2 separate regions of the Homo sapiens genome follow, and region 1 is linked to region 2. A link is an interaction called in ENCODE POLR2A ChIA-PET data of the cell type or tissue named here. Cell type or tissue: A673. All regions are shown on one strand.

The links. ChIA-PET counts read pairs that join two places held together with the same protein. Peaks named below come from ENCODE experiments on the same cell type or tissue, not always from the same donor. Only the 100,000 strongest peaks of a DNase experiment are listed, where the experiment ranks them.
Region 1: POLR2A ChIA-PET joins it to region 2 with 5 read pairs; 2 of 35 experiments call an interaction of 5 or more read pairs at or near these places.

Annotation. Positions count from the first base shown.
Region 1 is chr1:55,336,486-55,340,485 of GRCh38, forward strand. No RefSeq gene overlaps it. Among named protein-coding and RNA genes, the nearest start is that of MIR4422, 110 kb to the left of the region's middle. RefSeq lists an enhancer at 1,675-1,764. In A673, a CTCF peak has its summit at 1,815 (motif pointing left); DNase peaks (open chromatin) are centred at 1,816 and 2,116.
Region 2 is chr1:55,037,365-55,041,364 of GRCh38, forward strand. It overlaps PCSK9 (proprotein convertase subtilisin/kexin type 9), which reads left to right and starts at 2,184. Exons shown (of 12, transcript NM_174936.4): 1 at 2,184-2,680. The coding sequence starts at 2,474. In A673, no CTCF peak of the experiment used is centred here; a DNase peak (open chromatin) is centred at 2,167; H3K4me3 peaks cover 2,321 bases; H3K27ac peaks cover 1,894 bases.

The sequences.
Region 1 (4,000 bases), 300 kb after region 2:
TCAGGTGATCTGCCCACCTCGGCCTCCCAAAGTGCTGGGATTACAGGTGTGAGCCACCATGCCTGGCATGGCAGCAATTCTTGTTCTTGAGGTTTTCCATATTGTTCGATTTTATTCCGTGTTTGTCTCTGCAGCTGAGTCCTGTAGTTGAAAAAGCACTGGTGCCTGGGATTGAGACCTGGGTTCTCTGGTTCTGTCACTAATTCTCCTTGCAACTAGCAAGTCACCTCCCTTCTCTGGGCTTGTTTACACAGCTATAATTGGAGATAATAAAAATGTTCACCTAGACTCATGGTGAAGATAAAGGGAATTAAAGATGTGAAAGTTTGCTTTAACCAAAAAAAAAACTCTATAGATATATGGTGTTATGTGCATATTATTAATAGGGGTAGGCTAGGGTTATGATGATGAATAAATAAGTCACTCCATGTGACATGCTTAGCAAGGGATAAAGTGCTCAAAAATTAGTTATTATTTTTCTTTTTTATAATTTGACCAAGAGCCAATTTATCCAGAGACACTTTTGGAATGGGTTTAGGTGTAAATCATTTTCCTTAAGAAATCTGAACCCGAGCTGCTGTCCAGAGGCCAGAGTGCCGGGGCTGAGCTCTCACTCCTGCCCTAGCCCCTGCTCAGTTCAGGGGTCTCGTGGAGGGCGGCTGCAGCTTAATGTTTCATACTGTCTCTGCTACTCCACCTCTGTGAGATAGCCACTCTTACTATTTCTGTTCTACAAAACATCTCAGAGAGGGGACACACCTTGTCCAAGGTCACAGAGCCGGCCTTAGTTGTGGCCCAGAGCAACCTGGAGTGGAAGCTGCCAGATTTAATACCACCTCTGTGGAGTGTGAGCAATGGCCCGAGGTCATTGTGTGTAGGGGCCTAGCACTATGGTGGCAGAGGCAGGGGTGTGGCAAGCAGTCCTCTACTCTTGCTACCTTCAAAGGACTCATGTTTTTAAGGAGATGGATGTGTTAACATTTAACTGTGGCAATAAAGTCATCTTTAGAGTCATTTAAATTCCAATTCAATCCCATCTCCAAAATTTACTAGTTGTGTGACTTGAATAATTTAATAACAATAATAATCATAAAAAGCTTCCACTGTTTCATACTTGTCACTAACACCATTCTAAGTGCTATATATTACAGCAGCTCTAATTTTTTTCTGGTAATTTGGCAAGAGAGGTATTATTATTTTCATCTTGCAGAAGGAGCTGAAGCTTAGAGAGCTTACAGTGAATTTCTCTAAGCGTATCAGTCAGGGTCCAGTCAGAAGATAGAAAATGCACACTCATTTGAGTAGGGAAAGTTTAATATAAAGAGCTGCTAACTAGCAACAAGGAAGATTAACTACTGAGGGGTAAGGGTTACTTGAAATAATGCAGGAATAGAGGATTTAGGGAGCAGTACTACCTCTAGGGCTAAGGCAGGGTACCCAAGGAAGGAACACATCTGGAAGATAACACCCTCTCCTCAAGGCTGGGATTCAGACCTCATTGGATGGGTGTGGCTATAGCCCACTGGAGGATGGAGAGGTTTGCTGAAGTGCCACAGTGGGAAACCAGCCTCTGGGGTGCTGACAAAACTCTCCAGGGATTTGTCTTCTGGGAGTGTGACAAGACTTCCTGGGGAGCCACTCATGGAAGTGCTGCTGAAATTTGCTGGGAAGCTACCCTCTGGGATGCCGGTGAAACGTGCTAAGCTATGAGCATAACTGGATGTCCTTTACAAGCTGGTTGCTATTGACAAGGAGCAAGAAGGCAAGCGTGTGGAACCAGGAAGAAAAGTCCCCTTGTAGTTTGCCTGTAGTGCCCTCTACTGACAAAGCTTAATATAATACCAGCCGGTGAAGGAGAAATGTTCATAGGGTCCAGCTCCAGCCTCACAAAACTGGGCAATGAAGAATGAATGTGGCACTGAGAGGCGATACACTGATAACTGGCACAGTAAATATTAGAACCTATGAAAACCCAGGCTTATCTGACACAAAAGCCCAAATTCTTTCTACTATAACACTGCCTGATATGGTTTGGCTGTGACCTCACCCAAATCTCATCTTGAATCTCAATCTCCATAATCCCCACGTGTCAAGGGCGGGACCAGATGGAGGTAATTGGATCATGGGGTGGTTCCCCCATGCTGCTCTTGTGATGGTGAATGAGTCTCATGAGATCTAATGGTTTTATAAGCATCTGGCATTTCCCCTGCCACCCTGTGAAGATGGTGTTGCTTCTTATTTGCCTTCTACCATGATTGTGAGTTTCCTGAGGTCTCCCCAGCAATGTGGAACCGTGAGTCAATTAAACCTCTTTCCTTTATAAATTACTCAGTCTTGGGTATTTCTTCACAACAGTGTGAGAACAGACTAGCACACTGCCTTTTTTTTTTCAGTGTCTATGATTTTATTGGAACATGGCCATGTTTGTTTACATATAGTCCTTGTCTGCTTTCACACTTCTACTGAAGAGATGTGTACTTGTGCCTGAGACCTTATGTCAGAGTGCTTACATTCTGCTCAGCACCCTACAAATCTCAGTGATGGAGTTATAATGCCACAATGTTTTGAGGGCTGTGTGTATCTCTTTACTTCAACATTTTATTTAGTTTAACTGCCAGTTCATATCCAGAACACTGACTTTTTTGACCTTTAGTCTTCCCATCTCTAAACTGGCAACAATAATACTTAACTCATAGGAGGCTGTATGCATCAAATGAGATGACATAAGTGTAGGTTTGGGATATGAGAGAAGTTCATTGAGAGTGGCTTACTGGCCTGCCTTTTTAATAGAACTCTGTAAGAGATTTGAGGCATAATCAAGCCCATTTTTCTAATTTCATAGGAGACAAAACTGAGGTACAGATAGACATGATTTAGCTCAGGTCTCAACACCTACCAATGGTTTTGAGGACAATAATTAGAATCTGGGCCACCTGACATTTATTTCATTTCTTTTCTTAGTCAAACTCTGCAGCTTCAAATTTGAAATCTTAGTTAGCATTGAAGTAGGGAGAGGGTATAGCTCCATGTGAAATTATTTAACAGTGGCTGGCCTTACACTGAGGCCAATACCAAGACTTAAAAAAAATTTACAAGGAGAAAAGGCTATTTTGGCCAGTCCGAAATTTTTTCTTAAAGATCAAGTTAGAGTTTTTATTTTATTACCAAATTCACAACATGTGACAAGTCAAGTTCATTAACAATAATAACATTTTGACATAGAGAGGAATATAAATAAATATTCCATTACCATAAGAGCGTCCTCTTGGACTTCTCATTTCCATCCCCAATTTCCTCCTGTAATTGCGTGGAGACCTGGTAACAATATTCCAGCCTGAGTCATCTGGGAAGGCTACAGTCTCTTTCTCAATTTTTCAAGAGTTTCCACTTGTGGGTTTCTCTTCCAATCTACATATTCTCTTTGGGGGATTGCAAACGTAAGTCTGGTTTTAGCTGTGTCCTCCAAATAATAATTGCCAAACCACTGTCTTTGGGTCAGACCTCTCTGACCACCTTCAGACTTCCCTTTCTAATGCCATCCGGGCATGTCCACATACATTTCTCCAGGCACCTTAACCTAGTAGTCCCTCCCATAATGAGCTCAGCATTTGCTTCCAGATCTGCTGCTCCTGCCTTTTGTCACTTCTTCCTGCACTTTGAGTTTTGATTCTAGATTCTTATCATGGACCACAGGCCCTGCCTAAGTTGGTCTCTGCTACTCTCTCTCATTCATATTGTGCCACTCTTCCTTTTATTCATTTTCTTACTTTTTCATTTACATCTTCAAAAGCCTTTCCTGCCCCAAGGTCTTCAAACAAGATGATTTTTTATTTGTTTGTTTTTGTCTGATATACTTGTCCTCTGACTTTTTGTCTGGTAAATTTCTTCTCATTCATTAGGCCTTCGTTTAAATTTAATGTCTTCAGAGAGACTTTCTCTAACTGCTCCTGCCCGGTTGTAAATTAGAACTTTCTTATTATTCTCCTTCATGCCACTTGTC
Region 2 (4,000 bases):
GGAGGAAGATGAACTTTTCACTGTATATCCTTTCAAACTATTCACGTTTTAAAAAAAACATTTTCATGTAAATTTAAAAAAATTGAACATTCACACAAAAAGATGCCCCCTCCCTTGCAAAAAAGAGTATGCCCGTTCAAAATGTTGAAATGTACACTCACAGCAATGGTGGCTGCAGACTCCAAGTTTCTGAGGTTGGAGAAGGTAGCCAGGGAGCATAAAAGTGAGTTCTATCTACTCATTCAGTCTATGAGGGGAAGGCAATGGCTAGAAAAGCATTTTGAGGGACAGTAAAAGTGGCATTTTTAGAGGGAGGAAGCCTTGAGGATGCTTGTGGGGTGAAGGGAAAGAATAACTCAGGAAGAGGCATTTAGGGATAAGAGGAGGAGAGGAGATAGTGGAGGTAGGTGATCCCTGCGGAGGCCAGATTGGGGCAGGGGAGTGTCAGCTGAGTATAAGAGGATGGTCCCCTCTGCCCTGAAGGAGGAAGGCAGGAGGGGAAAAGGATGGGTGTTGACCCAGAAAGCACTTGTGGTGGAGGGGAGGCCCCAGAAGAGGCTTCTGACTTACCCTGATTGCTGGTACCTCTCAGGGGAGCTGGCTGCTTATTTGCTGGCCAGGGTGTGGGGGAACCCATTTGAGAAGAGGGAGAAGGTGACACAATTCCTTTGGGCAACTTATGGGAGGGGTAATTGGTGAGGGATGAAAGCCCTGCCAAGTGGCAGGAGGCCCAGCTGGGGCTGCCCCTCATAAGAGTGCAGTGGAGGATATGGGATGAGAAGTGACTGCCCCTCTGGTTCCATCTGTCGCAGAGCCCAGGGTGCTTCCTTCCTCCCCCACCTCCCTCAGAACACACCCACTGCATGCTGGACAGCAGCCCCCTTCCTGGGCCTGGGGACATCCATGTCCCTCTGTGCACAGGCTTCATCATTCTCTGGGTGCACGGTAACGACCCCGGTAGGTGAGAGGCCAAGGTCCCAAAGGGGAGCAGCAGGGAAAGTTAGCTCCCATCTATTCTTGCTCCAGGGGAGGCCTTTGATGAGGAAGCTGCCAAAAGCACATTGCAAATACAATTCCAATTACAGGCAACAGGAAGGAGAACCACCTCTGCCACCTCTGTCAGCAAACCATGAGCTCCTACTCTGTGCTGCGATGGCGGGCTCGATGGGGATAACTCTGACCTTACCTCATGGAGTCACTGTCAACCCACTGGTTGCACTGTCTTTGTGCACTGGCTCTCTGGAGTGAGGTCTTTGCAAACAAAGTGGAAAGAGCATCAACTTTGGACTCCAGCACCTAGATTCAGAGCAGGCCATTTCACTCGGAATCTGCTGTGCATCTGCAAGGGAGGATCATAAATTCGCCTTTGTTTCTTCCCAGTATCGACAGCCCTTCCAGAAAGAGCAAGCCTCATGTCATGCCACATGTACAATCTGAGGCCAGGAGCTCTCTTTCCCCTTTTCATCCTCCTGCCTGGTACACAATAGGTGTTTACTGGATGCTTGTCCAGTTGATTTCTTGAACATGGTGTGTAAAAGGAATCTTTGCAAATTGAATCTTCTGGAAAGCTGAGCTTGTGCCTACCATAGAATTCTGAATGTACCTATATGACGTCTTTGCAAACTTAAAACCTGAATCTTTGTAGTATAAATCCCTTGAAATGCATGTAGGCTGGACATCAAAAGCAAGCAATCTCTTCAAGGAGCAGCTAGTTGGTAAGGTCAGTGTGCAGGGTGCATAAAGGGCAGAGGCCGGAGGGGGTCCAGGCTAAGTTTAGAAGGCTGCCAGGTTAAGGCCAGTGGAAAGAATTCGGTGGGCAGCGAGGAGTCCACAGTAGGATTGATTCAGAAGTCTCACTGGTCAGCAGGAGACAAGGTGGACCCAGGAAACACTGAAAAGGTGGGCCCGGCAGAACTTGGAGTCTGGCATCCCACGCAGGGTGAGAGGCGGGAGAGGAGGAGCCCCTAGGGCGCCGGCCTGCCTTCCAGCCCAGTTAGGATTTGGGAGTTTTTTCTTCCCTCTGCGCGTAATCTGACGCTGTTTGGGGAGGGCGAGGCCGAAACCTGATCCTCCAGTCCGGGGGTTCCGTTAATGTTTAATCAGATAGGATCGTCCGATGGGGCTCTGGTGGCGTGATCTGCGCGCCCCAGGCGTCAAGCACCCACACCCTAGAAGGTTTCCGCAGCGACGTCGAGGCGCTCATGGTTGCAGGCGGGCGCCGCCGTTCAGTTCAGGGTCTGAGCCTGGAGGAGTGAGCCAGGCAGTGAGACTGGCTCGGGCGGGCCGGGACGCGTCGTTGCAGCAGCGGCTCCCAGCTCCCAGCCAGGATTCCGCGCGCCCCTTCACGCGCCCTGCTCCTGAACTTCAGCTCCTGCACAGTCCTCCCCACCGCAAGGCTCAAGGCGCCGCCGGCGTGGACCGCGCACGGCCTCTAGGTCTCCTCGCCAGGACAGCAACCTCTCCCCTGGCCCTCATGGGCACCGTCAGCTCCAGGCGGTCCTGGTGGCCGCTGCCACTGCTGCTGCTGCTGCTGCTGCTCCTGGGTCCCGCGGGCGCCCGTGCGCAGGAGGACGAGGACGGCGACTACGAGGAGCTGGTGCTAGCCTTGCGTTCCGAGGAGGACGGCCTGGCCGAAGCACCCGAGCACGGAACCACAGCCACCTTCCACCGCTGCGCCAAGGTGCGGGTGTAGGGATGGGAGGCCGGGGCGAACCCGCAGCCGGGACGGTGCGGTGCTGTTTCCTCTCGGGCCTCAGTTTCCCCCCATGTAAGAGAGGAAGTGGAGTGCAGGTCGCCGAGGGCTCTTCGCTTGGCACGATCTTGGGGACTGCAGGCAAGGCGGCGGGGGAGGACGGGTAGTGGGGAGCACGGTGGAGAGCGGGGACGGCCGGCTCTTTGGGGACTTGCTGGGGCGTGCGGCTGCGCTATTCAGTGGGAAGGTTCGCGGGGTTGGGAGACCCGGAGGCCGAGGAAGGGCGAGCAGAGCACTGCCAGGATATCCTGCCCAGATTTCCCAGTTTCTGCCTCGCCGCGGCACAGGTGGGTGAAGGAGTGAATGCCTGGAACGTACTGGGAACTGCACCAGGCACAGAGAAAGCGGGCTTGCCATTATAGTGGGTTCCGATTTGGTTTGGAAAACATGGGCAGCGGAGGGTGGAGGGCCTGGAGAGAAGGCCCTACCCGAGACAGGGGCGGGGTGGGAAGGACGGCAGATGCTGGGAGCACGAGGCAATTTCTTTATGACACAGAACTCATGCTCTAGTATTCCATCTGTTTCAGCCGAAGAAAAGAACCAGCTGAAGGGGCAGGGGAGAAGGGGCGGAGGTATTCTCGAGGCCCATTGGCGTCCTTTAGGACTCAGGCAGGGAAGGGCCCTTGGTGCTCTGGAGCCGGAGGTGGTGCGCCTGGTACTGGGACCCCGGAGCTGAGCCCGGCGCCTCAGCCCACCTGGCTGTCTGCCGACCGTGTGCGGGGCGAGTTTGCTCAACAACTCTGCCAGCTTCTGGCCCTCAGGCTGTGGGAAGCTTCTTCCCGGGGCGAGACCACTAGCTTTTTCTAAGTATTACCAGCCCAGGACTTGGCTGAGGTTCTGTGTCCCCCAGCTTGGAGTCAGATGTGGGGTTGAATCTTGGCTTCCTCTCACTAGCTGTGGTGCTTGACAAGTCACTTATCCTTGAGCCTCCATTGCCTAATCTTTAAAAGGGAGGTGACAATCGTCCCTACGGCTCAGTGGCAGCAGATGGGGAGATGAAGGGAAAGTTCTGTTGACCATGAGTGAACTTACAATGCAAGCCCCGGGGGGATCACTTGCAGTTTTGTCCCTGTCTGCAGTGTGACCTGTTGGTGACATTGTCTTTGCTCCAAACCACAGCTCCTGGGGCAGAGGGGAAAATTCTGCCACTCACAGCTGCCTGCCCACGCTTCTGTCTGAGTGTGCTGGGTGGCAGGATGGCAAGTCCTTACTCAGCTCAGTATAGCCCTCTTCCTTGTTCCCTGAGCC